2 separate regions of the Homo sapiens genome follow, and region 2 is linked to region 1. Evidence: chromatin loops called from intact Hi-C (ENCODE). Cell type or tissue: Caco-2. All regions are shown on one strand. Each heading gives the region's core, and the rest is flanking DNA. Links, peaks and the distances in the headings are about the cores only. Region 1 has its middle 200 kb from the start of SNX7-DT. Region 2 has its middle 200 kb from the start of LINC01776.

Region 1 (15,973 bases), core at 2,539-10,538:
AGTCACAGCACTCCAGCCTGGCGACAGAGGGAGACTCCGTCTCAAAAAAAAAAAAAAAAAAAAATTAAGAAAGAAAGTTAAGGCCATGCTACTCTTTATCATAGCAGTTAGAAGCCACTTCTGTATCTTTGTCTTATGGGTAGATTTAATATATGTGAAGGTGAAAATGAAGGATAGGTTCCCCAAACTAGAGGATGTTGTAGTAGCCATTATTATGCATTGCTATCTGAGAGCTGTTTGTAAGGTGAGTGACCATGTATGTGATGGACAATCAATGCATGTTTTAGCAGATATGTAAGTGTATGTCTCTAAGTCTGAGAAGCTCACTCAAATGCACAGATACACATATATGTATATAGACCCGATAATAGCTCAGTGTCCCTCCTGAGATCTGAGATATACAAGGCTTGGCATTTGCCCCTTTTCCAGCATGCCTGAACATGCCTGAAATATGAAATATGGATCTCTTACCACTGAATTACTTTAACAAGTTTAGCAAAAGGCAATATGATTTCAGTAGTTGTTTATAGAACTGGAAGTACTCCCCACCCCCCATCTTTGGTGTCAAATTTTAGATTTTAAATGTGTGCACTAGCCCAGTTTAGAAGGCCTGGAGATGTGATGAGTATTTTCAATAAAACTCTCTCAATTTCTGAAGCTCTTATAGTGATGCTCTATTTGTTCTTTCCTCTATGAGAAATCTGCATGAACACCACCAGGTGATGAGTGCACCAGCAGCATAAATAACTCATCACTATTCTCAATCCACAGTTCATCACCAACCTTGCACGAGGGAGAAAAACTAATTGTTATCTGCTGTCCTTTTTATTTTTTCTCCTGTCTCCAGCAATCCATCTCCCTGCCTCCAGCCTCCACCTTCTACTAACATTTTTCCATCCATCCTTCAGTATTTTATCCTTATGACACTACCTGCAATCTATGATTATTTACTTTTCTGATTATAAATGACACTATCTCCCTATAGAGAAAACATAAGTTATGGCAAATGTAGGGTAGTTAAAATTACGAGAATAGTTAGGAAACCCTAGTGGATCTGTTTCCAGGTACCTATGATTTTCTGATTAGTTTCCCTTAAGACTTAAAAATTATAACTTAGTACAGACAAGAGAATTTCTGGGCTGCTGAACTCAGAGATCAGGACATATGAGGAGTTTGGACATAGTTGCTGTATTATAAATTCTTGTTTTTAGGTATCTTTTCTATGAAATGAGGCATTTCATTGTACTGGCTTCCATGGCCTTGCCTTTGGTTAAGAAAGAATGCTGTATGTTTAGAGAAAATGACTTTTCTAGGGCATAATTATACCTTAGGAACATTAAATGAGTTCTCCTATCTTTTTCTTCAAATTGACATTATTCCATGACCTTTGCAGTTAGAGAAATCAGATTTTCCACGAAGGAGGAATATTTTATGCTGAGGATTTTGAAGCAGGAGAAGTGCCTGAATGAGTAAGCAATCCTACTTAAATACTGGAAAATGAGCATCTAGAGATTTATATGTCCCCAAAACCTATGGATGACAAACATTTTTAAAAACGAAAACACTTTAGAATCTAAAGCTATTTCTTTTTCTTTCATACGCAAATTTATAATTTCTTGGCAATAGGAATGTTAGTTTGAACAGGATGAAAAAGATTAGGAAGTTTATTCTCAATGATCAGCCAAAACTGTATAGCACTATAAATTGCTCTTATTAAACTAGCATTCTAGAAAGACAAGGTCAAAAGTTGATTATAAGGATCAAATCAATAGAAAAATAGATTATAGCTACCTGTTCCTTACTAGACCTGTAACAGGCTGACTTTTCAGAGCAAACACATTGGTATGTATACAGATTTTTTTACATCTCTTCAGTATATAATTCAAAGTGCCAAAAGCACTAACTTAACATCTCAGGTTTGGTCTCTTCATTTATAAAGATGTTATTATTTTGGAAGTTACTCTGAAGATTAAGAGGCATTAGAAAATATGTGAAAATGTTTTTTAAAGGGCAAAGCAGTAACAAATACAGAATATTATTGCTATTTCCATAGTATTTTACATATTCAGGATGAAACTATGTTTAAGAAACAAAGTCAGAAATAAATTTTTGAGATACCCTTAAAACCATGAGTAGTGAAACTCAAGTAGTTTCTTTTCAAATCCAAAGGACTGCTGTTAAGTTGACATTTTCTTACCTGCACGTGGACAACTAAGATTGTTGAAATGTAAGAAAAAGTCTTCTAGAAACCAGAAATATTTATCCAAGCAAGTAGCTACCTTCTGAGGTAGAGTGTCCCCATCACTGGAAATGTTTTAATATCATCATTAGGATGATAGAACCAGCTGTCATTCTGTTATGAGTATGACGGTGGAATTCCTCATCCAAAAGAAGCAATCTCTTGCCATTTCCTAGTTCTTGCCTTAATACTTATCTCCAACTAACCCACGGCACATTTTACTTATTTATCTTCTTTATTTTCTTCCTTTTTTATTAACAGTAAACTTCACAAAGGCATGTTGTTCAGCAGCATATTTCCCATGTCTTAAAATGTGCCTGGCACACAGTAGATGTATGATAAATATTTTTTTAACATATGAGAGATTGGATGAGATGCTTTCTAAGATTCCCTCCAGTTTCCAAGAAACTATGAAAAAATGTAGGGGTGAGTCTCATTACTAATCAAAAGTTTACTGACTTTATAAAACTATGCAAATCTTACATAGAAAATTCATCTCTACTTTGACTATCTTTGCTGTATTTATTTTATCCTTATGAGTATTTGGGAAGCAACAGTGCCCATTTACTCCCATTCACAGAATTAAGGTATAAAGAAAAATATGAATTGCTAAAACTAAGAAAATAAAACAACATACCATGTTTATTTTGTTTCTTTCTTAATTATTTGGGTTTTACATAAAAAAAGAGATCCATTCATTTATTCAACAAACATTTATGTATGCCTTACTTAATGTCAGGCACTTGATAAACACTGGGGGGAAATGTATCCTAGAAGAACTCACAGTCAGGAATAGGGGATACAGACATCACATCTTCATGTTATTTCCTCTAAGCTTGAGAATGGAAATGATGTATGCATGTGGATGTAGTAACATTAGGAAGTTCTGCCCTTTCAAAGCCTTGCTAGCATGTCTGTAGACCAATAAAGTAAGCAGTGGCTGAAAATGTCTATGCAGACTTTAACTTCAAGTCTACAATGTGCCAGACATTGCAAGGATTCAAGAATATCCTCGAACTCTGGGAAGGGAGATAGACTTATAAACAGATCATTGTAACGTGATATGTGTCACTCATACGCAAGTTGTGGAAGTACAGTGGAACCAGAGATTCACTCTGATTCAGAAATGGAGGTACGGGAAAGTGTCCCAGTTAGAGTCCTGACAAAAAACACATGGCACACTCAAATTAGGCAACAGAGGAAAGGCTTTTACAGTGACCATTTACAAAGGTGTGGGCAAGTGTAGGGAAACAAGATTGTGCAATACGTTGGAAATTATACTCCAGGCTTCAAGGAGTGAAGGGGAAGAGCAGGGGAGACAGTAATTCCTGGATCCTGGAACAGAAAGAGCTGGATGGAGAAAACTGTTTAACAGGAGCTATGATCTTCAGTACACAGACGATGGATGGCAACCCCAGGGATGCCGCTAAAGAGATAAAACCCTGCCTCACTCTCCCCTTGTCTTCTGATTTTCTGCCAGTGTTCTCACTGGCCAAAGCCAGGCAGAAGGCAAAGGAAAAGGGATCCCATCGATGAAGTCAATATGGGTCAGCTTCCTAGGCCACAGAGCAGAGTAGGGAAGAATGCAGAGTCAAATATGGTGCAGCAAACAAAAGATAGACAATGCAGAAGGCTTTGGTGCCAGGAGACACTTGAGCTGGGGCTTGAAGGCTGTGTGGGAATGCATTAGCTAGTTTAACTGGGTCACACCAGAAAGAGAAGGCACATTTTGAAGAATGCTTGACAGGGTGATTTCTACGCAGAACAGAAAATGTAGACTTTGTCTATATGTCTAGGAGATTTTCTGAGCATGCTTGCTACTGCCATGAGCTGATAGCAAAGCTACTTATTTGAAAGGGGTCTCAGAATCTGAGAACTGACCAAAACCTCTAGTAAATACCCACCAAAGCATTCCTGCAATCTTTAGATGTTAAGAGAGGATTTGAAGGCCTTCAGTCCAATCCAAGCTGAGACTGTTAGTTGAATATAGTGTTATTTTTTGTGATAGAATATAATATGAAATCAAAAGTATCTACCTCCTAGACAAAATATTAATACATACTATGAATTAAAACTCCTTTTTCAGTCAATGCAAGATGAGGCTAGATAGTTAAAAAAAAGCTTCAATCTCAAATTATTTCAAGAGTATAATGGGCTCCACTTCTCTTGATGAGAAATTATTCTTTGTTATACAATTAGCTTCAGATCTTTTAGTTCTTCTGATTCTTGTGTATGTGACATTACTGAAGAGCTGATTTATAACTATTGTACCCTAGCCCATTTTGGACAATAGCATGACCTGATGCAGTGGTTTTCAAATTGTAAAAAAAAAAAAAAAAAAAATCTTATTCAGAATTTCAATATATAAAGGAGGTAAAAGTAAAGAATGGGTACCTTGATAGTTTAAATATTCACTGTTCAGTGAAAAATATTTTGTTACTTGCTCCAAACCCTGAAGCACCATTGTGAACACTTGAACTTCCTCAGGCAACAGTTTGAAAATCATTGACCTCAAGAATAGGAAATTAAGTACATGAGAGGACACCAGAGTTTAAGTCTCAGTTTTAAATTAAATCCCTCCTCTGTGGTCCCATGAAAAGCAAGGAAACTTCTTGAGGGCCACAGAAATGCTGGTATTGATTTCCCTGGGGAATGATTGACAGACTGGCTCTGGGCAAGTCACTAAACCTCTTCCTGCTTTAGGGTCCTTCTCTGTAAAATGGGGTTGCTAATAGTTACCATGCCTCTCCTTTACCACGGAGATGTGAGAAAATTAATGAATGGTTGTTCCCAAGGATTTAAAAGACCTTTTGAAGAAAGCCTGTAGATAAGACAAAAAAGAATATATTTTATTTGATCCTAACCAGTAAATGCTCTGAGAGAGTACAGAAACAAATATCTAAAACTCTAAGTGGATGGTGTCAGTTCTAATTTACTTCTTTGCTTGGGCTGAGGTTGTACTATTAGAGCCAACCAAGGACACATACCACTGCTCTCCCGTGTCTGGGTGTGCTGAAAGAAGCTGCAGGGAGAACAGTGAGTTAGGAGATAAGTCTAGGAATCTGGGGACTAGTGAGATGAGGGCAAGTGAGGTTGGGGATGCAGAAGAAAAAAAGCACCAGAGGAGCTCTCTGAGCACTGCTGGGGAACAGAGTTATTGATGTGTGTGTCAAGAAGGAGCTGGCTACAATACACAGAGGCACTGCGAAAAACAACAGCAGTTCCTCAAAGTGTGCTGTGTGGGGAGGAAGGCATCCTTGGTTCCATTTTACAGGTGTTGAAACCGGCCAGGGAGTTGTTCTAACCCATTTGCTACATATCCCTACAGTTTGGCTATCTTTCCTAGCTAGACCGGCCTTGATCATTATGACAGACAAGATTATTTTCAGATGAGAAGGACAGCACTCCTGTGGCAAATCTCCTTTGTGCACCTCCTTTTCTTCCCACCCCTCACTCAAGGTCCGGATTTCTTTACTTGCAGCCTGAAATCTTTATACAGCATTCTAAGCTCAGGAATCTCTACCCCCAATATCTTCCTTTCTCCAGCTTTAAACTGGTGCTAGGAAATCATCTTAAGCACCATCTAACCTCAACTGCCTATGCTCAGAAGCATTACATAATGCTCTGTGCTGACATTGTATACGCCAAGCTCTTTGTGTGGTTTTCAGGCTCCTTCATTATCTGAACCCACCTCACACATGCAGCCCTTCATCTTGCTACATTGTCCTGACTCTGAACACATCATATTTTTCATTGTTCTCAGAACTCAATCTATTCTACATTCTTCTATTTCTATGCCCCCCCTACTGACCAATGTAAATTGCCTTCCCATTTTGGATAAATAGGAAACCATTGATATAACTCTATCCATCCTTCAAATCTTATTTCACATGACACTCTATAAATTCTTCTCTGACCTCCCTGCATTTTCCCCCTTCCTCTTTAACCTACCCCACTATTCTGCTTCCATAGCAACCTGTCACTGTATTTATTTTCACTTGGAGCATTTGTACTGGGCTTGGTGGTTCAAAGTCCTTGGTTCACAATTTGTTCTCATTTATTAGTTGTGACTTAGAAAAAGTAAATTAAGTTCTTTGAGCCTCAATTTCTTGACAGTAAATGGGAATAAAATATGTTTAAATGAGATTAAATGTATGAAAGTCTTTAGCATTGTGCATGGCATAAATGAGTTACTTGACAAGCATGAGTATGTGAATGAATGAATGAAGAAAAAATAAATTGATGGATTTTGTGATGATACAGCATATTAACTGTTGTCTGGGAAGAGTAAAATCACTCATTCTTGCTTTTCAGCTATAGAATGAGAAAACATTCCATTAAGGTATCTCTTAGAAGATCAGCGTCAGTTAGCAAGTTGAATGACAGGCCTGTGAAACTTGCTAATTGCACGTAGGAGGAACCACATAGCCTGAGTGTGTGTGCTGGCTTTCTCCTGAGCTGTTGCAACTTTCTATATCTGCATGAAGTCTTTCAGATTTGTTTACCTGGTTTGTATCCAGTTTCCAGCATTATACCTGCTTCATTGTTGTCATTCTTTAAATTCTCTTTCACCAGACAAAGAGAAAAGTTTGGCTTTGAAGTTGCAGGGAGCCGCGTTGTCAGTTACCGCGGGAACCCATGGAAGTACACGTGAAAGCAGGCATTAGAGACGGTGGAGATCAGAGGGCATTTCAAAAGCTGCAGGAGCTATTCAGATTCTCTTATTTAAAGGGGCTCTGATGCCAGAAGATGGTGTGTTGGACTCTTCTATGCCAGCAGTTTGAAATGTATTTGTGGTTTAAGCATAGAGAGTCCTGATTTAAAATTCCCATTTTCAGGGGGAAAATGTTTTCTGTTCTAGGACTCTTATATAGCAATTCTTTCTGAGGAGCCATATGCCATGCTGTTCTACCATGTCTGCCATTCCTGGGGAGAATTCAGGAGCAGGAGATGAAAGGAAACTGAGAAGATGGTTGCTCCCCTTATTTTTCTTGCCCCTAGGATAAAGTGATTGGCTCAGTTTTGAACTCTGACACCAAAGTATGTTAAAGGTCTAACAGACATTAAGCAAATGTTTGCAGATTGATCTGTTAATTTAAAGAATTGCTTGTCTACCCTGTGAGGCAAGAATACTCTTTTTTCAATTAGCACATTTTAAGAAAGAAACGAGGTTAGGTGTGGTCAACTCTGCACTTGGAGTTTCTCTGACAATTGAGTTTGAAAACTGAGAAGGAAAGAAGAGGATAGGAAATTCTCACCATTTATGTTCCCCTCTGTGCAAAGCGATAAAGTTGAAGATGAGCAGACTTATTGAACTAAAACGTTAAGTTGCATGCGCAGGAAAATTGAAGAAAGCAAAATGCACAGTATCCTCTCCCTAAAAGCCTTTTATGGGTAGGGGAAAAATATGTCCCTGTTGGTCAATTTCCCTTCTCTGATAGAAGCAGAATTTTTTCTTGCTGCTGCCCATGTGACTCTTTGGTATTGTTATTTCAACTTCTGTAGTACATTGCTAGATGACGGTGATTACTTGGTTTTTAAAAAATGTGAACATTGAATAAATTTCATTACTTTTGCATAGAATACATTGAGAAAATAATTCCATAGATCTCCTAAACTTGAATCAAGTTTCTCAGTTGGAGAAACAACAGCAACAGCAAACAACAACATTTTTTTCCCTTTATTTGCATCACTGCGCTGTATTCCATTTTAGGAATCAGAAGGGACATGTTTTGCAGAACAGAAATCAAAACACACTGGGTTGAAGGGAAACAATGGTAGTGGTTCAGCTCCAACTTCTTATGTAAAAGTTTACCATATGATAATGTAGTTGTACTGCATATTCAATTTTGATATGTAACCTTTGAAATAAATTGGAATACTCTTTCCTGCTACTCTTGGCACACGCCGGGTGATCATAAACAATAATCTCATAAAGGTCACCTGCTCGATAAGTTCTGCTCTCAGCAAGAAGTAAAAAGGACTACTCAGAGATATTTTCTTTTTTCTCTGAGACTCTTAATTTATTCTTCTTTCCCTCTTTGAAGATCCAAACAACAAAAATTTTCTTATACCAAGTAGACTCACAGAATTTCTGGAGTGTTTATTGTTTTTCTCTTTTTCTGACACTTTACACTTTTTTAAAAAACTTAAATTGGCTGATGGAAAGTAGGCAAAGCAGTTTGGCGTCGTGGTGGGGAAGAGAGTTAAGTTATTCAGCCAAAAACTAATTGGCTATTTTAAAGCAAATGATGATTTTATTTCAACTTCTCTCTACCCAAATTAATTTATGTGAATAGACATGGCTAAAATAAGTAGGCATGTATACGTGTGATGTTTTCTTTTTCAGAATTTGTTCATTTAACAAAATGTATTTCAGGAACTTTATAACAAATCCCAAATGAGCTTAATATTGCTTTACCAAAGTAACTTCAGCTCCATCTACAAAAGCTAAAAAACATATTGTGTTAAAATTGAGCACCAGTTATGTCAGTTGTGTCTTTACCTTTATTCACAAGCAAAATAAGCCCATTCGATATTTTTCTACTTGTAGATAACTTGCTTTAATATATGCCAATCACATCTGCTGCCAAATAATACAGGTTACTATTCTCCTATGAGGTAATGACATAAGAAAGGGCTCCCTTGCCACAAACATATGTAAAGATGTTTATATAAGTCATATCCATGATATTTGGTTAGCTTTAATTCAATCTGGAAGTTGTATAGAAAGGACAGTTAAGAAAAAAATGTCACACAAAACCCTCTGTGGGAAGAATTCATCTGCACCTCCAATTTATTTCAAACCTCTTTAAAAATTTTAATCAAATAACCAAAATAGGACATTTTCAGGATGAAATGAGTAAAATAAACGTTTTCGTTATTTTTTATTCTCCTCCACCTTGTTATAAGAGGAAGATTTTAAGCAGTTCAAAAACCTTAATAGTAATTTCAACTTATTGTATGCCAGGTTCTATTTTATTTTTTAAATCTTTACATAAAAACTGTCTATTTTATTTTTTAAATCTTTACATATAAAGTGTCTGTCTTAGATGTCATAGAGTAATTAAGCAATCTTAAGAGATTCTTAAGATTCTTAAGAGAATCTTGTTCTCTCTCTTTCTCTCATAATGTGGATTAAATATACGTTTTCAGAGGATGAATTGAGTCAGTCTCTAGTTAGAGTTATGATGAGAAGAATTACAGAATTGGTGTCATGTGGATGGGGCCTTGAGTAGGAGTAGATGTGAAGGGACACGGGTGCAGGAATGCCATCCAGGCATGGATGTCTTGGGAGAGGTAGTGAGGAGCAGCATCTTTGTACCTTATATCAAATCTTGCATCATTATATCTTCCAAAACTTATTATAACTGTTACTGTCAAAGTGGACTTTTAAAAAGCTATAGAATCTTCAGAGATGTTCTTCAAGATCTCACATTCTCTTACAATTTAAAAGTGGGACTTTATTATTGAGAAAACACCAACATTATCTGGAGCACGCAGTCCTTGGAATTTAACAAAAAAAAAGTAATAGATTTGGATAAATCTTACAAATGTTGTTAAAATGTAGATTTTGCTGTCTACTGAATCTTTTTGTCAGTCACTGAAATTATAGAATACAAATCTAACAGAAGCCCAATTGGAGCTGACTTTGGGAAGAAGGTGAACAGTTGTGGGCTCTGGAAAAGGACAGGCTGCTGTGATTGTGGCTGTTTCCCACAGAGCTTCCTTGTTCGTTGATGAATAAAAGTTGGAGAATTAATACATAATCAAAATTTGTAGTGTATTTTTATGAACTAAAGGGTGCATTTATCTCTTTCTCTGGATAATTTTTAGGTTGACACTGAAGTAGGCACAAAATACCCACCCCAAACATACAAATCTAAGGTAATTCACTTCAATTTTAAATATTTTAAAATAGAGATGTATATCTTTGAGACAAATTATGGTGTTAATATATGGTAGGACAGATGGACCAAATAAAAATTCACAACTGAACACATTTCAGGAGCTGTGAATACATTTTACAGCATATCTTCCATTTGTTCCTTTTTTTCAGTTGTTTCTCTCTTTATTATGCTACTTCAGTTGTCTAGCACCTATAGGAATGTACCTAGAAAATGTGACTTGAGTTTATTAGTCCTGTAAGAATTTGCATTTATCTTTGTCAAGAGGATAACCGAAGGCAGGAAACTTTCTGTGAAGTATTCTAATTAATCTAACTCAACATATTTTGTATTCTAAAAATCCCAACAACTAAAATTCAGTTCTTAAGAAGAAGGAAAAGAGCAGAGGTGCCCCTGAGGAAGAAAAGGGAAGAATTAAGACAAAAAGAATTGAACAGAATGAAATGAAGAAGGAACCAAATAGGAAGCTTCTGAATAAACATCACCCATCTCTCTGCTTTCCTTCCAATAACCGCTGACCTCTACCTTCCTGGAGATTCAATCCTGTTGTCAGGGAACACTTTACTCTTCCAGAACACCTAGAAACTTTTCCTGAGTTTTTTAAACTCAGCCAGCTTGTTAGTCGGTGTCTGCATTCTGGCTGCCTCATCTGCCACACATAAGTAGCAGTCCCTAATGGCAGGCGAATGTGGGCTTTTCCACATGCAAAATATGCCTCTCGGTACTAAGTAAAGCAAAAGAGGCCCGTTTTCTAAGACTTTGCACTTGAGAATGTGTTTGGACAATCTCTGTCCAGATGTCAGTGTGCAGATGCATATTTCAGACATTCTTTTTCCTGATTAGCATGCAGCCAGAACACCTGTTTTGCTGCCTGGAGGAATCATATTAGAAATAAAGATACACCTGCACAGTCGAATATTTGCACTGTATTTATAAACAGATCTTTCAGTGTTTGGGTCAATACCTTCCCATCAGTCCGAAGGTATATAAATGTAGCCCCTGAAATGACTTCAGTCCCATTTGGTAGACTCTCGCGGGCATTTTTAAAAAACCGCATTTTAAGTGGGCTTGAAGTATTATGTCTTCCATGGGGGTTACTCAGAACTTGTATGTGCACTTTGGAGGGGTAATTGTTCAAACCTATAAGCAATTATCCCACACTGGCAATAGGATTAGACACGTACCATACATAAGATTTACAAATGCTGAAAAGGACAAGCAGTCATGGTACAAATGTCTGCTTTCTTTGAACATTTAAAAATATTTAAAACTTTTATCATTTAAAAAATAAGTTTAAGCTGATACCTAGAAACATAAAATAACACATTTCTAATAGCAATGTAAAAATGCTTACACGTGTAATTATTTTAAACTAAAATAAATGAGAAATTATTTAAAATACAACAAAGGGCAATGATAAGAAGACTTAAAATCCTATTAAAATCATCTTTGAGAATGTATCAAACTTATCTAACTAGACAGTCTGGGGAAAAATGAAAGAATGGCTATCTTGTGGCTTGATTTAAATGATAGAATTTGAGTAGCATCATTCATTATTTGTGATTGATATGCTTCTAGGAACTGAGCTTTTGAACTTTATAAAGTTCATCAAGTACTGCTTTCACTAGGCACTTCCATGGATAAATTATATGCTTCTAAAGTCCTTAGAATTGAGAACATTAGAATTAACCTCTATCAATTTAATAATAATTCTACATGAGCCAGATTCCAGTCCTTCATAACTAAAGTTGTGAATCCCTTAGCCAAAAATAAGAAAGGAAAGTCTGAAATAAGACGTTTATGCTGTTTGAGAAAACAAAAACACAGATTGACCCTATATTTTTCTTTAATCTGTCTAAAATCAATTAGATATTTGAATTGTGGTATTGTATTTCCAGGAAGCTTCATTGCTTTCTATTATCGTCATGACAAAAATAAACAATTCCTTTTGAAATCATAAAGAAAAATGCCTCCCACTGAGTTGATGTTGTGTGCTATTATATGAAGAACATATGTGTAATAAAAAATGAGAAATTATGGATCAAATAATGATGTTGAAGCCACTCACGTAAACAATAGAGAGCATTTTGGATGAACTCCAAATATCATCATTATTGTTTAATTTCAGCCCCAGTTATGTATCTGCCTAGGCTAGTGTCAAAGATAATAATCTCACCAGATAGATATAAAATGCACAATTAAAATTACATAGCTTCATTATTCTGTTTACACACAGTACTAAACCACTTTTTTCCAGCTGACTGACCCAGCAGAGCATTTTGTTCATTCAGCTCCCTTGCAAATTCAGTGGGCTGATACCCATTTCTTTGTATATATTAAGTCATTTTCTATCAATGTAGGAATAAAGTAACTAAGAAGAGGCATGAACATATTTGCTTTCTAGTGAATCTGTTCTTTACATCTTGCCCTCTGTCTTTCACATACAATTATGGGTTTTTAAAGTAGGGGAGAGCCTTACTGGAAGTCACAAAATGCCAATTAAAAGAAATGGACAGAAGCTCATTGCCAAATAACTCATTCTGAGAAAAAGAAGACAAAGACGGCTACGCATTTCAGCCCTCCTCACTGAAATGTCCACTGCCAGTCAACACATGAGAGAACCCTCAACAGGAAAGGGATTTAGAAAGTTACTCAATCCAAGACTGACTTTAACTCAAAACTACTTGTCAAAGGAAGTTTTCATGTTTGCTACCAGCAAAAAAGAAAAGAAATCCAAAAGCAAAGAAAATAATAGCCAGAAATTTTTAAAACAGGGGTTAAAAAAATAAAGCATTGCCCAATTTATGTCTAAAATAAAGGTAATTCAGAAAACTATGATTTCTTGGTAGAAAGAAATATCATTTCCTATTGTTAAGTTATAGATTGAAAGACAAAACTTTTGTCATTTATTTTCTTTGAATGCAAAGCATTGCACTCTAAGTAGAGCTGAACAGGATCTGCCTCTCCATCACTGACAGTTAATAATTAAATCAAACATTATATTCAGCAATAGAACATATGCATCAGCTTCTTTCAAATTGCATTTCCTTCCTGTTAGGTCCATTAGCGTAAGCCAGACTGCCTTTAGAAACCCCCTTATTGCTGCTGTCTTTCAGCACAGTTCCTGAAATGGATAATGTGGTACATATTATAGGCAATTACACAGAACTCCCCAGCGATAGGGTTTTAGAGTTACAGAATGAAACAGCTGGAATTACAGAGCTATAAGCTAATCAGAAAAAAAAAAAGGAAAGAGTTAAAAAAAAATAACCTGGACAAAGAAAAAAAGTGGAAAGTGTGAGAGGTTCTATAAAAACATTGTTCCTAGGGAAGCTATTTGTACCAGAAGAATCTCCAGGGTTCACAGTGTAAAACTATCTAAATCTAAACAGGTTATTTTTAAAAATGGTTTTTGCCAAGTCTTTTATACTGGTGGTGTAAAAGCACATAACAGACAGCTAGCAAATTTGAGATATTGAAAACAATAACATTTTTCTCTCCAGCTTTACCAACGTGATATTTCCATATTAGTAACATTGTGAAAAATCTAGTCTTCTTTTTCAATTTTATTTCCATAAAAACACAAATGGTTCCAGAAGATGAAGTTTCTATTTACTAAATGCGCCACATATATAATATTTTCAACTTGTTATTTTACGCTTCGGCTCGGGTATGTAGTGCTCGTGCAATAGAGATAAGAAATTACATAATCTATCTCTCTTCTTGGTTTGGGTACTGCAATTGGAATGTTCTGCTGGAAAAGTCAGACACAAACATTATATGTATACCTAAAGGAAAAAAAGTTTTATATTCAGAGAGAAAATATATATTCTGATTTCTTTCAAGGTTTTAGGAAATAAAGAAATAATGGGTTTTGATGATAAAAATGTTGCTTCAGTTGGTTGTAAGCAAAGTGCAGTTTTTAGCTTGTGTCAATGAAGTGTTTAGAAATTTTTCCAGTAAAATTACCTTATAACTTGAGAAATAATGGAACTATCTGCACAGCAACTACTGGGAAATGAAACAAAAGTGGGTGCAATTTCAAACTTTAAATATAGTTACAGAACCGTTTTCAAATTTGTTACTAACATATTCTACAAAAATCTGAAGATATTAAAGGCAGAATATTTGTGCTGCTCCTGGAGGACTATTTCTTTCTCTATAAAGAGATGGATTACTGGGAGGCTGAGATGAGCAGATCACTGGAGGTCAGGAGTTCAAGACCAGCCTGGGCAACATGGTGAAACCCCACCGCTACCAAAAATACAAAAATTAGCTGGATGTGGTGGCAGAAACCTGGAATGCTAGCTATTCAGGAGGCTGAGGTACAAGAATAGCTTGAATCCGGGAGGCTGAGGTTGCAGTGAGCTGAGATTGAGCCATTGCACTTCAGCTGGGGTGAGAGAGTGAGACTCTATCTCAACAACAAAAAAAGAAAGAGATGGATTACATAGTCATAGCCAGATTTATGTGGCTACTTATGTACTTTCATAAGGCTTCAGTAGCCAATATTTATTTCAACAACAATACAATGGCAGCAGGAGGAATCTGGACATAAAATTTGCTACCAGTTTGATATCCTTAACAGTCATTGTCTTCCACTTCCCTTAAGAGTAGGGATTCTTTGTTGTTGTTGTTTTATTTTTTTCTTCTTTCCAGTAAAACTTTGCTATGACAGAGGAGAAGGAAAGGAAACAGAGATGTTAACAAGGCCCAACATTAAAGTCAAAGGAAGACTATGTCTCCTCATTATAAAAAGTAATGTTCACTTTAAGAGTAAAATCCGAATTTGTTTTTATTATTGAAGCTATGTTGGTGACTGTATAATATAATAAGTGAATATGCTCTGAATACCCAAACCTATTTGTCATATAACAGACAAAGTTCAGGAGATTTAATTGGAGGTTATGTTCTTGTATGTCCCTGTTTATCATAAGAAAGGACATTGAAACAGAGGAAGAAAAGACCTAAAAGAAACAGTGAGTGTATTGGCTACAGGGATAGAGAATCTCACAACTGGTATCTAAATAAATAACTCATTTTAAATTTATACCTGCATTTATGCCAAGGAGGTAGAAAAACCTGTTCTCTATTAATTTCTAATACAGAAAATATCTATATACCCTTCTTCACACTAAATAACTATATTTTGTCTCAACATGTTTTAAGTAATAATATCTAGCAGTATAAAATAATAGCTCTTAGAGCACACTTAATTCATGTCAAATACTGAACTAAGCACTTTAAAAATATGAAATGATTTATTCCTCCTAAACTTATTGTTGTAGGTACTTTTATTATCCTCATTTGCAGATGAAGAAACTCAATCTGAGGGTTTACCTAACGGCTCAGTTACACAGCTTTGCTAAATGGTGGAGCTGAGATGTGAACTCAGGCAGTCAAAGTCGAGGATCTGAGCACTTAAGTATTACAATATATTGTCTTTGAAGATAGGTATGTTGCAGACGTTTATGGTACATCAATTAATCAGGTCGCAGGATCCAAATCTCTCAGACAACATGACACTCTTCTCAAATGGGTCCAAGAGTGACTAAACGGCAATGAATCACACATCCACATCTGGGACCACAAATCATGGTTCTGCAATATTATTTTAATTAATATTAGAAAGGCTGTAAAAGTGTTACATTTACCTTAGACCTAATTCAAAAAAAAAAAAAAAAAAAGACAGAGACCAGCATGCTATTATCAGGCTACATTTAGCCTATCAATCTGCTAATTTTAACTATTTTTCTTCATTCTAATAGTTATTTTTCAGAAAGCTTTACACTCTTGGCTGGAATGGCCCTGAAAGCATCTGGGAAAA
Region 2 (15,973 bases), core at 4,925-12,924, 51 kb after region 1:
AGTAGTAAGAAAATAACCTCTAGCCTGTGTCTACTAAGTAGGAGGAGTAACCCATGAAGGGTAGCTAATAGATCATTGGAAAATCAGCACATATAGATGTACAGGAAACCCAAGTGAGGAAATTATTGCTCCAGAATTTTCAGAAGTAATAGAGATACTTTGCCTCACTATATGCAGGAGTATAGAACACCATATAAACATTTTATTGCAATTCTTTTTATGATTACTATTTAAAATGCAGTGCAAGAAATCTCCCAGTAGCTGATAATGGTTTAAGATAAAATGTTCTTTGTAAAGCAATTTTCACTATTTCCCATCTACACCAATTTAATGTATTCAGTTGTTTAAAACAGCTATTTTTATATTCAGTTAAATGCAATATTACAGTTCATATCATTTTCTTTTCACAGGAAAGTAACTCTATGAATCTGAATCTAAAAATTTAAATCAAAGAAAAACAAAAGTAGTATTTTTACTTGAAAAAATTGTGGAATAAAAATCAGTTATGTGATTTAACTGGGCCAACTATTTGTTCTACAAATCAACCAATTGTGTGATAAAATTGATTGGTCAATTTAGCTAAAATATTTATACAGATTTTTAATGGACATATTTATTTTGTCTTCCTATCTTTTACTTAACCATCAAGACTCAACAAACTAAAGATGGCATCATTCAAGAGACCTTAGACCTAACTCTTTCATCATTTCACTCCCAGTTTCCCAAAGGTTCAAATAGCATCTTGTGTTTATTTTTATCATAACCCTTGTAGCAACAAGAATCTTTTATATATTGCATTTTTACAATACAATTTAAATTCTTCCACCAACACCATACTAAAACTATACAATGTTAATTATTGCTCTGTTTTAGCTATCATTTCTTTGTGTTGGTTTTCTTGACCAACTTTCCCTTGGAATTCTCTTTTTTCTGAGACCAAACACTATTCATGGGTTTAAACAAAAGTTCAAATAGCATCTTGTGTTTATGTCTACCATAACCCTTATAGCAACAAGAGTTAACACTTACTGAGTCCCAGCTATGTGACAGGCATAACTCTTGACATACATTATTTCACTTAATCTTCAACTAGTCTGTAAGATAATTTTGTTGGTGATGATGTCATTTTGTTTGCTCATTCAACAAATGAGGATGTGGAAACTCAGCAAGTTAATTTGTTTACCTACAATAAGTTAGTTAATAAACAGCAAAGACAGAGAAGGTGTGATCCAAGAGACAAGAGGAAACCCATGAATAGTGTTTAGTCTCAGAAAAAAGAGAATTCCAAGGGAAGGTTGGTCAAGAAAACCAACACAAGAAAATGATAGCTAAAACAGAGCAATAATTAACATTGTATAGTTTTAGTATAGTGTTGGTGGAAGAATTTAAATTGTATTATAAAAATGCAATATATAAGGAAATAGTCAAGATTCAACTCTGGACCTGTTTGATTTAAAGTTTATTGTTTTTTCTTCAAACTCATAATTCTCAAACATTAGTATGCATAAGAAACATCTAAAGAAGTTCTTGTGAATACCACTTCATCAGTCTCTCACAGCAAATCTCTAGAGTAAGGTCTGAGGTTTTTAAGAAGTACCACCCTTGGTGACTTTGAAGTTGCTAATGGACCACACTTTAAGAACCCTGCACTCTCATGCTAATACTAACAGAGAGATTCTTGAAGGCAAGGATCTCACTGTATTTTCAGTATCCAGCACACTACTTGATTTACAATGAAAATTCAATGTAATTTTATAGAGCTAAGCAACACTGTGGTTTGAAATAAATGCTTGATTATAATTTGGAAATACTCACATGGACATCATCATAAGTCCCATAAGTTTAGGCACCCTGTGGTTTGTGTTTTGAATTTGCACACTGATGCTAAAGAATGTCCTTTTTAATTCTCCAGTGAAATCCTGAAAAAGGACGTAGTGCTTTGGATCTTTGTCCTATGAATAATTTATTTCAACCTGTAACTATTTTCATCGACTGTGGTTATAATTTTTTCATAAAGCTTTATCTTTCCTTAAAATAAATTGGCTTATCTCTACTCATTTAATCTTCTTTTTATCATGTCTTGTAAATATTTTCTGATTACAAAATCATATATGGTTATTACTGAAAATATCAAAATTTTAAATAAGAAACAGGTGAATAAATTTCTGTAATTATTCCCAAAGAGACATCATGTTACTATACCTCCTTTCAGTATTATATTTATAATTATCTATACATATTTACAAAAAAAGTAGTATTACAACATATATGCCATTTCATAACCTCTTTCTGAACTTAATTTTAAATCGTTAATAATTTTTATATTGTTAATTTTCTTTAAAACTACATTTTAATTGGCCACATAGCATTAAAATGAATGCATTTAATTAAATTTTGTATGTTTGCATATTTTGGGCCCATTAGGTTATTTTCAATTGTTTGGTATTATAAGCAATGTAGGGGAAATTTTAATATTTAGATTTTTTCTGACATTTAGAAAATTATTTTCTTAGCATACATTTCTAAAAGTAGAAATATTAGTTCAAAATATAATCAAGCCTTTGCAAGATTGCCATTGAAAAAGTTTTACTGTTTACATGTCCCGATGTACACTGTATATGCAGTGTATAAAAGTAAGTTTCCACTAAGTATTGAAGGAACATATTCTTTCACACTGCATACTTCAAAATAATAAGAGCCAACTATGCCAAGCCCACAGCCAACATCATACTGAATGGGCAAAAACGGGACGCATTCCACTTAAAAACCAGCACAAGACAAGGATGCCCTCTTTTACCACTCTTATTTAACATAGTATTGGAAGTCATGGCCAAAGCAATCAGGCAAGAGAAAGAAATAAAAGGCATCCAAATAGGAAGAGAGGAATCCAAACAGTCCCTGTTTGCAGATGACATGATTCTGTATCTGGAAAACCCCATAGTCTCTGCCCAAAAAATCCTTGAGCTGATAAACAACTTTAAAAAAGTTTCAAGATATAAAATCAGTGTACAAAAATCACTAGCATTCCTCTGCACCAACAACAGCCAAGCCAAGAGCCAAATCAGGAATGAAATCCCATTCACAATTGCCACAAAAAGAATGAAATGCATGGGAATACAGCTAACTAAAACTCTACAATGAGAATTGAAAAACACTGCTCAAAGAAATCAGAGGTGACACTAACAAATGAAAAACATTCTGTACTTGTGAATAGGAAGAATCAATATTGTTAAAATGGCCATGCTGCCCAAAGAAACGTACAGATTCAGTGCATTACTATCAAACTACCAGTGACAGTCTTCACAGAACTAGGAAAAAAAACTACTTAAAAATCCATATGGAACTAAAAAAAAGAGCCTTAATAGCTAAAGTGATCCTAAGCAAAATGAATGACGCTGGAGGCATCATGTTATCTAACTTCAAACTACACTACAGGGCTATAGTAACCAAAATGGCATGGTACTAGTACAAAAACAAATACATAGACCAGTTGAATAGAATAGAGAGCACAGACACACACCTACAACCATCTGATCTTCAACAAGGCTGACAAAAACAAGCAATGGGGAAAGGACTCCCTATTCAATAAATGGCGCTGGGATAACTGGCTAGCCATATGCAGAATATTGAAACTGGACCTCTTCCTTACACCATATACAAAAATCAACAGAAGATGGATTAAAGACTTAAATGCAAAACCTGAAACTATAAAATCCTTGGAATACAACCTAGAAAATACCATTCTGGACATAAGAACTGGCAAGAATTTTATTATAAAGACACCAAAAGTAATTGCAACAAAAGCAAAAAGTGATAAATGGGATCTAATTAAGCCAAAGAATTTCTCCACAACAAAAGAAACTATCACAAGAGTAAACAGACAACCTATAGAATGGGAAAAATATTTGTAAACGATGTCTCTGACAAAGATCTAAAATCCAGCATCTATACAGTACTTAAAAAAAATTTACAAGAAAAAAAACAACCCCATTACAAAGTGGGCAAAGAACATGAACAGACACCAGAGGAAGACACACACGCAGCCAAAAAACATATGAGAAAAGCTCAATATCACTAATCATTAGAGAAATGCAAATCAAAACCACAGTGAGATATTATATTACACCAGTCAGAATGACTGTTATTAAAAAGTCAAAAAATAATAGATGTTGGTGAGGTTTCAGAGAAAAGGGAACACTTATATGCTGCTGGTGGGAGTATAAATTAGTTCAACCATTGTGGAAAGCAGCATGGCGATTCCTCAATGAACTGAAAACAGAACTACCATTCAACCCAGCAACCCCATTACTGGGTGTACACCCAAAGGAATATAAATAGTTACAAAGACACATGCATGCATATATTCATTGCAGCACTACGCACAATATCAAAGACATGGATTCAACCTAAAAGCCCATCAACAGTAGACTGGATAAAGAAAATGTGGTACATGTAAACCATGGAATACTATGCAGCTATAAAAAAGAATGAGATCATGTCCTTTAAAGGAACATGGATGGACCTGGAGGCCATTATCTCTAGCAAACTAACACAGGAACAGGAAACCAAATACTGCATGTTCTCACTTATAAGTGGGAGCAAAATTATGAGTACACATGGAAACAAAGACGACAGACACTGGGGCCTACTTGAGGGTACAGGGTGGAGGAAGGAGAGGATTAGAGAAAATAACTATTGGGTACTATGCTTAGTACCTGAGTAACTAAATGATCTGTACATCAAACGCCTGTGACATGAGTTTACTTAGATAACAAACCTGCACATGTACATCTGAAGCAAAAATAAAAATATTTTACAAAAGAAATAAAATATGTTCTAGGAATGTCATCAGCATTAGATTTTATTACTTTTAAAAATTTGGTCACTTTGATGGTGACAAAAACTTTTAATTAATATTTTAATTTGTTTATATGGAAGATGAATTATTTATTGTATTGCAAATGCTTCCTAGGTCCTCTTTGCTGGATAGAATTACTAATTTGTCAGGACTTTATGACAGACCAAAAGGATGGCTTTTCCATCTCTGGTTGCAGATTCAATATTATTTCCCGATTTCATAATTTTTGAAAGTTTTCTACCAAGCGCTTCTGCTCCCCTGTTGTCATGATTGGCCCTGAGTTATCATGAGGATTAAGTGAGATATATAAGTAAATAAAGGCCAGGTGCAGTGGCTCACACCTGTAAACTGAGTGCTTCGGGAGGCTAAAGTGGGAGAATTGCTTGAAGCCAGGACTTCAGGAGACCAACCTGGGTAACACAGTGAGACTTTGTCTCTACAGAAAATTTCAAAAATTAGCCAAGCATGGTGGCATATGCCTATAGTCCCAGCCACTCAGGAGGCTGAGGTGGGAGGATTACTTGAGCCCAGCAAGTCGAGGCTGCAGTGAGCCATGATTGCACCACTACACTCCAGCCTGGATAAGAGTGAGGCCCTATCCCAAAGAGAAAGGAAAAACAAACAAAAAAAAAGAAACTAAATGAGAAAAGAAAAGTAAAGAGCTTATGTACCTGATACATAGTAAATGTTCAATAAAAGGTAAAAATGATCTCATTATATTAGGCAAACAATTCTTGAAGTAACAGATAAGCAAAATGATCAAGCAAACAAAAGTTTATAAACAGGAAAATATAAGTATATCCTGATGCTTCTTGTGCAGCTGGAATAAGATAATATATGTGGATAGCCTTTGAAACCCAGTAGAGAACAATGAATAATATATTCAATGTGCCAAGAGAAAATAACATCAACTTAGAATGGTATTTTCAGGGAGAAATAAAGGCATTTTCAGTTAGATTTGCTCATCTTAACTAACAGACTGTCATTCTAAAGAATATTCTTTAATAAGGAGAAACATGACCCCAGAAAGAAGGTCAGAGTTATGGAAAGTCAAGTCGAGAAAAGAAATGATAAGCATGTGGTTAAATATAAATAAAAAATGAGTATACAAATAATAAAAATCTAATTGGGTGGATTTAAACACACACACACACACACACACACACACACACACACACACACGCACATGACAGACCTAACATACTGAACAATCAGCAGAGGTTTTCCAGTATAACAATTGAGAGCATAATTTCTGGCCCTAAATTATCTAATCTCCAATCCCATCTTGAACATTTTCTAATGATGTATCTTTGGTAAACTTAAACATCATGGGCTTTATTTTTCTCTCATATAAAATGAAGGTAATAATAGTGCTTGTCTCACAGGGCTTTTGTGAGGGTTAAATGAGGTAATTAGAATGGAGCCTGACATTCAGTGATAGCACACTGTGTGCTGTAACTAGATCTGAGTTAACTCATGCTAAGGAGTAAATATAAACATTGGACTTGACTTTTATAGAGTAACCAACAAAGAACAAAAATAGAGTTTACAGCTTCTATAGTTTTCACGGGACTGGATAAAATAGAGGAAAAAACCCTCAAACAATGAAAAGAAGACAATAAGAGAGAAAAAAGAAAAAACAAATAAAAAACAAAGAAAACTAGTAGAAATGAACACACACACACACACACACACACACACATATGTTTTAAGTGTGAATCTTAATAATCTCCAATTGGCTAATATATATATTTGCCTTGGCCAGATACTTTAGTACACTAATAACCTCGGTTGACTTTAATAAAAATTCTGAAAATCTAAACTGTGACTCTTCAATTTGTAAAATTAATAAAGATTCAAGCTTTTGAACCATAAAAGGGCCTACTAAAGGCTATGATTTCTCAGGGAGGTAATTTTTCTTTTTCCACAGAGAACCAATGCTAAGAACTAAAAGCTTTCTTGATGTCTCACTCTGAAGAGAACTGCTCCTCCACCAGCCCAGTTCATCCTTTCCCTGAAGGTATGGCCTTTCCCAAGCCCTGGTTTTGGATGGAATAAGCCTACAATACAAGACCTAACCCTGTAAAGGCCAAAAGTTTTTTTTTTTTTTTTTTTTGTTCACCTTTCCACACACACTAACTGAAACTATAGTTTAGACTTCTCAAACCCCATATGTACACAAATCATATAAGCATGTAACTAAAAGACAGATTCTCGATAAGCAGGTCTAAGGTAGGGCTCACAATTCTGCACTTCCAACAAGTTCTCAGGTGGTACCAATTCTACTGTTTTGAGAACCAGCACTGAGTAGAGAGACTATGACTATCAGAGACTGCAGACCCAGGGGGCATTCGGCAGCTTCAATGCCAGCTCACCTCCAGTAATTTCTTCTCCCAGTTTGTTGCTTGGGTCCACAGAAGATTTCACTTAATTTCTTACAACTTCATATATTTATTTAATAGGATGTCAAATTTTATTTAGCGTGTTTCAGGTTTGTAGTATGCAGGTTTTAGTTTACTGTGTTGTGGGAAATAGAATTCTTCTCCAAATAAGAGGAAGGATTCTTACAATCCTTGGTATTCATACTTAAATTGATCCCATTGAATATTATTTGTACACCATAAAATATATTGTATGAATATAAATTTATTCAGACCTTTTCATGGAATAAAAATTTAAATATTGCTGTAGGTTGATTTTGGTCATTTTAAATGACCTTTGAATTTGTCTTAATGACGCTGGCAACAAAGAAAAATGAAGAAATAAAATAAAGACACAGTGAACTTTTGCATAATTTATATAAATGACAGATGAAAAACAGATCTCACACAAACATGCTAGAAACTCAGGGCTTGGCTGTTTTCTAAATCACAGTTATACTATAGGAGACTATTGTACTTTTGATCAATGCACTTAAAAATATATTTTAAAATTCCTCTGATATATTTTTAAAAAATCAGAATTGCAGGTTCGTCTTTGTAAAATCTGAATTGATACTTGTATGATAAGTGCTTAGATGACTTAAAAATATTAATCCATACTTAATGGTATTTCTTTGTAACTTTGATTAGATCTTTGATGATGCAAAATAATTGGTTTCTGGTAGTTTTATGTCAGAAAGGTGAGTTCTGTTAAACACCTGCTCTCCCTTTATTAAAGAACCATTGCAATGACTATTTTTAAGTAATAAAAGGTTAATAAAACTATTATTATTTTGTTTAACTGCCTTCTAAAACAACCAACCTCTTAAAAGTTATCCTAATCAAAATCTCAAAAAGCTGTTCTAACCATCAGTGAATCTTTGATATATCTAGCGGCATTTGGATCGTAGAAGAGCTCAAAATCAAACAAATGAATGCTAAAACTGTGAATATAGATAATACTTATGAAGCCACAGAGACCACCTTCAATTTTTAAAAATAAAAAAGGATATCCACATATCCAAGTTGTAAAGCATATTTTAAATAAGTACATGCCATCAAGAATAGATTTAAAAAATAAAAAAGCAAGAAAGAACCCATTCTTTTTCCACACACAAAAATGGTGATCCAGAAAAGAAGCATCTATACTGGAAATAAAGAAACGAAGAAACTTAACTAAGCATAGGTTACCTCAACTGCGATGTACACATAGAACAATCAAATATGTAAGGCAGAATGGATTTATTGTAGAGAAATGAAGTGAATGAGAGCATTTTCCCAAATATATCAAGGGAAATGATGAGATTAGCAAAAGGTAAAATACATACCACTAATGATAAACAAGGGCAAGAAATAACAAATTGCTCTTAATCGCTAATGTTCTGAATTAAGAGAGAAATAATTTGGTTCACTGAGAATCATGCAGACACTGCAGAAAGGGTTACTGACAAAAGACATGTTAAAGAAATCTTGGTTGGGAGGCCAAGGTGGGCAGATCACAAGGTCAGGAGTTTGAGACTAGTCTGATAAACTTGGTGAAACCCCGTCTCTACTAAAAATACAAAAATTACTCTGGCGTAGTGGTTTGTGCCTGTAATCCCAGCTACTCAGGAGGCTGAGGCAGCAGAATCACTTGGACCCGGGAAGCGGAGGTTGGAGTGAGCCAAGATGGCACAATTTGCAGTCCAGGCTGGGCAACAGAGCGAGACTCCATCTCAAAAAAAAAAAAAAAGAAAAAAAAAAAGAAAGAAATCTTGGAACAATTTCAAAATGCACAAATTCCGAAACTGGATAGCACAGAATCTGAAGGTGTCAGAAAAAAACTTATATTAATCTTCTTTGAATCCCTTAAAATTATTCGTAAGATATCCTTAAGAACAAAACAAGTTTGAGAAGAATTAAAAAGCAAAAACAAAACAGAAAATATGAAACCTTACTCTTAAGAACTGAGACAAGTGATCTTGGGTATGGCTTAGTGTAAGTCTATTAACAAGTAAATGTTATGAAGCTACGCCTCATAAATTGTTCAAGTTCCTTAAAGGTAATAAAAATTATATCTTTTCAATAAATTTATAACATTCCTGGTGATTGTTTCTTTCTGTGATAATAGTAAGGTTATAGATAATACAGATGCCAGATTTTCCAACTCAGTGGTTCTAATGAAAACAACAACAACAACAAAACAAGGACTACTAAGTGAAATATGAAGTTTATCTATTTGTGCATCTTCTGTTTATGCCCATAAGTAAAGTGAAGTTAGAGAAATAACACCTATGCTCCTTTTGAAAGAACATAAAATCAAATCACATTTCTCTCAGTCATTATCTGATTAAAATGGCTTACACTGCATTCTGTGTTTTTGGCTGTTTTTGCTAAGAAGTAAAGGAGGTGGCGCTTTATCACAGAAAATGAGGAGGCTAGAAATAATGTTTTAAAAGACTTTTATACAGCTTAAATTCTAAATATCTCACATAACAAAATGCAAAACAATAAGCTATTAATAACCCATGTTCACATAACCTTATAAATAAGGCAGTGTACTTTGAGAATCTTAAATTACTAATGTTTTTTATGTCTGTGTTTTTTTCTCCTATAAGAACAGGTCTGCACTAGTCTGCATTAATTAAATTTAAGTAGGATTTCTGAGCCTGGATCATCATTAAGTCTGTGGCCCTGATTTAAATCTGCAGTAAAACATTTCTCCATTAAGTCTTGTGCTTTTGTGTCATATTTCATACACTAGTTGTCTCTTAATTAAATCCATGATGGTCCACCAACACAGACTATTAAAATAACTATACTTTGTACTTGACATATTTATGAGACAGAATCATAAGACTATAGACTGATACTTGAACTACTCACTGAGAAATGCTAATAAGATTATGATGAAGGTAAGATTAGAACATTCCTCTCTTTTCTCTTCTCTTCTTTCTAGAGATTTATTTTTATAACTGCAGTTCACTTCTATTTCAGGTTCTGACTTTTTCTCCAGACCATCTGAAAGCTCTTTCATTGTAGAATGACTGCAAATTAATAGTCAATAGAAATCTAGGAAAGTGTTCATTTATATCACATGATGTTAATATAAACATAATATAAACATTGAACTATATTTTTTGAGTTTTGCTTTATTCACAGCTGCAAGTAAATATGTTAATCTAGATATATGTTTGCCAATCCTTTAGGCATTCAGAGTGAAGAAAATTTACAAGGACTGAAACGAGAAAATAGCCCTGAGTGAAAAAGCAGTTTACTTTTAGATGGGGTGAAAGGAAGTCCATATATGTCAACCTCAGACATACTGAATTTTCAATCTGCTTGCCACAAAGAATGATGCTGTCTTTCTGGGTGAGCTTTCAGAGAACTTATCACATCATACGGTAAAAGACAGTTTCCAGTTTATTTTGTTTGCTTTCAGTGGCCTAACGTACACTTTAGTTTTTGTTTCATTTCTCTTACAAACATTTTTGTTTGTTTGTTTGCCATGTAGAGGGTAGGGCCTTTAAGGGAGAGAAAGGTACTTGAAGGATTAGGACATTTCAAATTACTGAAAGTTGTGTCAAAGTAGAGACTGTAGAAAAAACAACAAGTAGAATAATCATCAAGTGATCTAACACAAACAGACATTATCTAATACAAATATAGGGAGGAGTTCACAACTGTTAAGTCCATTATTTGCTTCTTACTAGTTCAGTAGATGTTCTGTAGCTTTTAAAAATATTGCTGTGCAATTCATCATTCAGCTCTATTTTTTCAGCAGAAGTTTTTAAAAAGTATTGCAAAATAAAAGATTAACTTAAAATAAATTATAGTTTTATTATAACAGTGGTCTGCGATGAAAAATGCAAGTATAAAATAAATTCTAATGTCATGTCAAGAATAGCAGCCACAGTCAGGCAGCTCCTCTAAACACATTAAATCTAATAAAATCACCCTCACATACTCCTGACACTAGTAGTAATTAAAATAACTTGTTTCAAAAAAATTGGTCCTATACATGAATACTTATTGGCAATTATTTCTTAGTTCTTCAAACCAAAGATAACATAATTTGATTCTCACACAATTTTCTTGTAAATGCAGTTCATATTGGGTTTTATATGCAGCTTAAGACTGTTAATTGCCATTTTGAGCCTCACAGTAAAATAGGGTTCAATATGTCGCTTTTCTCAAGCATACAGAAATGTTTGAGAAATGCTTGTCTTAGTCTAATGAACTGTGAATAATTTACATCCTGAGTCCTATTTTTCAGTTTAAGTGGTTCTGACTTTTCTTGACGCTTGTAAAGCCTAATCAACTTGTTACATTCATCTGATTAAAGAAAGCTATGGCAAAGTAGATGAATCCAGTGCTTCTTAAAGGAAGGTATGGTGTTTTGATTTTCTAAAGGCCACTGTTTCATTTGGATCTATTCTTCCTTTGCCACACTAGATGACATACTGTAAACTAAGGATTTTATTTATATTTGTGAGAAAATATTATCTGACTTAAAAGATTTGCAAAATCCCCTACCTCCTGGCGGGCGCACTCGATAACTTCCTGAATTTACAGAGACCAAACTGTTCTGTCAGGTATAAAAAGGAGCTGTTTCAGGGCATGAACATTTTTTATTTCTGAAAGAATCACAAATATGAGATGTGATTCCAGCTAGTTCTGAACACGTGTGTAAACAGAACTATATCAAAGAGATCAAGGCAGTGAATGCATTCAACAGTGACCACTGAAAACAGCAGCTTTGTGTCACCAGCATGAGAGGGTGCTGCAGACATTTTATCTTGCACAGGGGGCTTGGTAAAGAAGTAAACTAATTTAATATTCACCATGTATTTGCTCAAGAATCATCTTTTGTTCAAGGCTTAATTTCAGAGAGACTTCAAAATATATTACAGAACCTGTGAGTTGAAAGGAATTTTAGAGACAATCTGATTTTACTCCTCATTTTGTGAAAGAGGAAACTAAAGTCCAGAAGAAATAAGTAACACACTCATTATTACATAACCGTGCAACAGAATGATTGCTAACAGAATAAAAGGACATCATGATGTTGACTACTTAACATTATGGATGTGGGGAGGAGATGTGGGAAATATCTGTGAATGGACTGCAAACAGATTCTAAGACTCTATTATGCTGTGGCTGCCAGTAAAAGAGATCTCTGTTTGAAGCGACATGCCTGCCAGCTATGTGATTTTTTCATCCTCAATGTGAATTTTGAAAGACCTACATGTAGTGGAAAATGAAGAAGAAAATGAATTTATTTGCATTTTGAATCTATCTAAATATTAACAGTCCATGAAGTTAAATGGCAGAATGGATTTCTGTTGTGCTTGAATATGTGATTCAACATACATATATCATTCCTGGAAAAACTGTTAATTAGAATATATCAAAAGAATCATCAGACAAAGCTAAACTGTGGATATCAACCACCCAAAAAAGTCCAGGTAAAGAAACTGAAACACAGCCACTGGCAAGAAAGTTGAAGGAAACACTAAAATTAGGTTTGGTAGTAAATGAGCAACAGGGAGAGGAAGGTAGGCCAGGGGTCTTAACCCCAAGACTAGGACAAGAGAAGGATGAATAATGTATTGTAAGAAAAGGGGCTGACAGGGTTTTTCGTTGTTGTTTCTTTTGGGTGTTTTTTTTTTTTTGTCTTTGTTTTTTGTTTTTGTTTGTTTGTTTTGTTTTTTGGTTTGCTTTTGTTTTTTTCTATTTAGATAGTAAAGATTTGGAGTCCTGAAGATTATATAGTCTCTGCAATAACCACTCCACCCTGCCAGCAATAGACAATACAAATAATAAACAAATTGGCATGACTGTGTTCCAATAAAACTATATTTACAAAAAATAGAGGTATTAGGCAGATTTAGCCTGTGGTACTGTAATTCATCTATACCTATTATAGATAAAGCAGGAGATATAAATACATAGATAATAGGTAGATAAGAGAGAGACAGAGAGAGAATTGCATAGAAAGAGATAGTTGTTGATATATATATCTTTTTCCCTTTATAAGCAACCTATCTTCCCATTCCTGGAGATGCATTTGAACATACTCTGAGAATGGTGGAGGCTTCCAATGAGAATGAATAGGCTTCTCATAAAATAAAGAACATGAAAACAACTGTTGGCAAGGATGTGGCTAAACGGCAGTACTTTGAGGACTGTTGGTGGGATTTTAAACTAGTACAGCCATTAAGGAAAAGAGTCATGAGGTTCTTAAAAAAAAAAAAACCCTAAAAATAGAAACACCATGTGATCCAGCAGCCTCACTTCTGGGTATATATATATAAAGGAAATGAAATCAGTATGTCAGAGAGATAACTGCACTACCATGCAGATTCACTATTCACAATAGCCAAGATAGAGAATCAACCTGTGTCTGTCGATGGATGAATGGATAAAATGTGGTGTATATACACAATCAAATACTATCCAGTCACAAAAAAGAATAAACTCCTGTCATTTGCAAAAACGTAGATGAAACTGGAAGACATTATGTTAAGTGAAATAAGCCAATAAACCACACACAGAAATATGAATGCATGATCTCACCCATATGTGGAATGTAAATATATATGATACAAAAGCAGAGAGTAGAACAATAGTTACCAGAGACTAGGAAGGGAGGGAAGAGGAGGGGAGGTTTGTCAATAGGTACATAGTTACTCTTAGGAGGAATATGTTCTGGTGCTCTATTGCACAGCAGGGTAACGAGTTAACAGTAAAGTATAATATTATATATTACAAAATAGCTAGAAGGGACAATGTTCTCACCACAAAGAAATAATAAATGCATGAGGTGATGGATGCACTAACTTCCCTGACTGGATTATTATACAAAATATATATGCATAGAAACATCAAAGTATACCTCAAAAATATGCACAGTGTCAATTAAAAAATTAAAATAAAGAACGTATCTTTGCTTCAAATATCTACCACACCACAACTATCATAACTTTAAAAAATATAAATTAGATCACATCCTCCGATGGTTGAAACTTTCTTTGGTTTTCATTATAAGTAGAATAAAATCCTAGGTTTTGGACCATGTCTGACTCTGATTTCATCTTATATCATCCTCTCCCTTATTCACTACACTTTAGCCAAACTGACCTTTTGATTTTTTTGAACATTGAAATTGATACCGAATTTGGCTTGCTGTCCTCTCTGTGTGAAACTCACTTTCTCATATCATAGTATGATTAGCTTCATTTCAATATTCAGGCTTGGCTCAAATATAAAGTCAACAGAGATGCATTTTTCCATTTTTTTTCATTACATACTCATCAATATCTGAAATTATTCATTTACCTGCTTATTTTCTGTGTTCTTAACTAGAATAAAACTGCCATCAGGAAAAGGAATATGTCTGTGATAGTTTTCACTATAATTCCAGGACTCATAAGAGTGACTGACACATGGTAGATGTTTATTAAGTATTTGTAAACAGACGGATGGATGGAAGGATGGATGGATGGAAGGATGGATGGACGGATGGATGGATGAATAAATCAGACTCTACTTTTTCATGTTTTTTTCTGTGATGCTCAAAATAGCCTTACAGTGTATTGCAAATATTATTGCCAGCTAATAAAACAAGGTTTCAAATAAGTTAAGTTGAATGGCCCACATTACTGGTCTATAAAATGGCATAACTACAATATTAACTTGAGTGTTTGCCTCTAAACCCAGTTTACTTATTTAACTCTTATCTATCAAAAACTCTACTACATTTTACAAACACTAGCTCTTTGTAAAATGCCTACGCATAAGTACTAGTATCATCATCATTGTATCTGTGAGACAACTGAGGCACAGAGATGTTAAATAACTGTACAAAGTCTCACAAATAGTAAGTGGCAGAGCTGGAAATCCAAGCCTGCTATTATGGCTCTAGAGTTCTTAATCAGTACATTTAGCTGTATTCGTAAGGCACAGCCTATGTGCAGAACTCTTGGATTTGAACGATCATAAATAGCATATTTGTTTCTTACTGTTGCTATAACAAGTTACCTCAAATTAGTGAATTAACTCAAATGTATTCTCTTACAGTTTTGGAAGTCGGAAGACTGAAATGAATCTTCCAGGGCTAAAATCAAAGTGTCAGCAGGGCTACTGCCTTCTGACTCCCAGAGAAAATTCATTTCTTTGCCTTTTCTAGCTTCCAGAGGTCAACTGTATTCCATGGCTTATGGCCCCTTCCTTCATCTTCAAAACCACTGGCATAGCTTCTTCTGTCTTTGGGCTTCCCTCTGCTTCTGTTATCACATGGCCTTCTCCTGATTCTGCTTCCTCCTGCATCCTTTTTATAAGAACTCATGTGATCGTATCAGGCCCACCTTTATAATCCAGGATGATACCCCCGTCTCAATATGTTTAATTTAATCACATCTGCAAAGTATCATTTAACATATGGGTTAATATTTGCAGGCTCTAGGTGTTAGGACGTTGAGATTTTTGGAGGCTACCACATAAAATATCTACTTAGCTGCTCAAAATTGAATATTTTAACCACTTAACCAAGTATAAGTGGAATGAAAGTGCATTACTAATATTGCTACTGCTCGATGTCAACCTAGTAAAGTCTTTCCTAATGCCTTATTCTAAATTGCCACCCCCACACCAATTTTCTGCATCCCTGTTCAGCCTGCTTTAATTTTCTCCATAACACTGCCATCATTCACAA

The links. Hi-C counts contacts between places; a loop is a spot of excess contacts. Peaks named below come from ENCODE experiments on the same cell type or tissue, not always from the same donor. Only the 100,000 strongest peaks of a DNase experiment are listed, where the experiment ranks them.
Region 2: a loop joins it to region 1, with 2.7 times the contacts of the local background. A loop is called at or near these places in 2 of 110 quality-filtered maps.

The regions. Positions count from the first base shown.
Region 1 is chr1:98,449,584-98,465,556 of GRCh38, reverse strand. No RefSeq gene overlaps it. Among named protein-coding and RNA genes, the nearest start is that of SNX7-DT, 200 kb to the left of the region's middle. In Caco-2, for the core only: no CTCF peak of the experiment used is centred there; a DNase peak (open chromatin) is centred at 6,846; H3K4me3 peaks cover 254 bases.
Region 2 is chr1:98,400,584-98,416,556 of GRCh38, reverse strand. No RefSeq gene overlaps it. Among named protein-coding and RNA genes, the nearest start is that of LINC01776, 200 kb to the right of the region's middle. In Caco-2, for the core only: no CTCF peak of the experiment used is centred there; no DNase peak of the experiment used is centred there.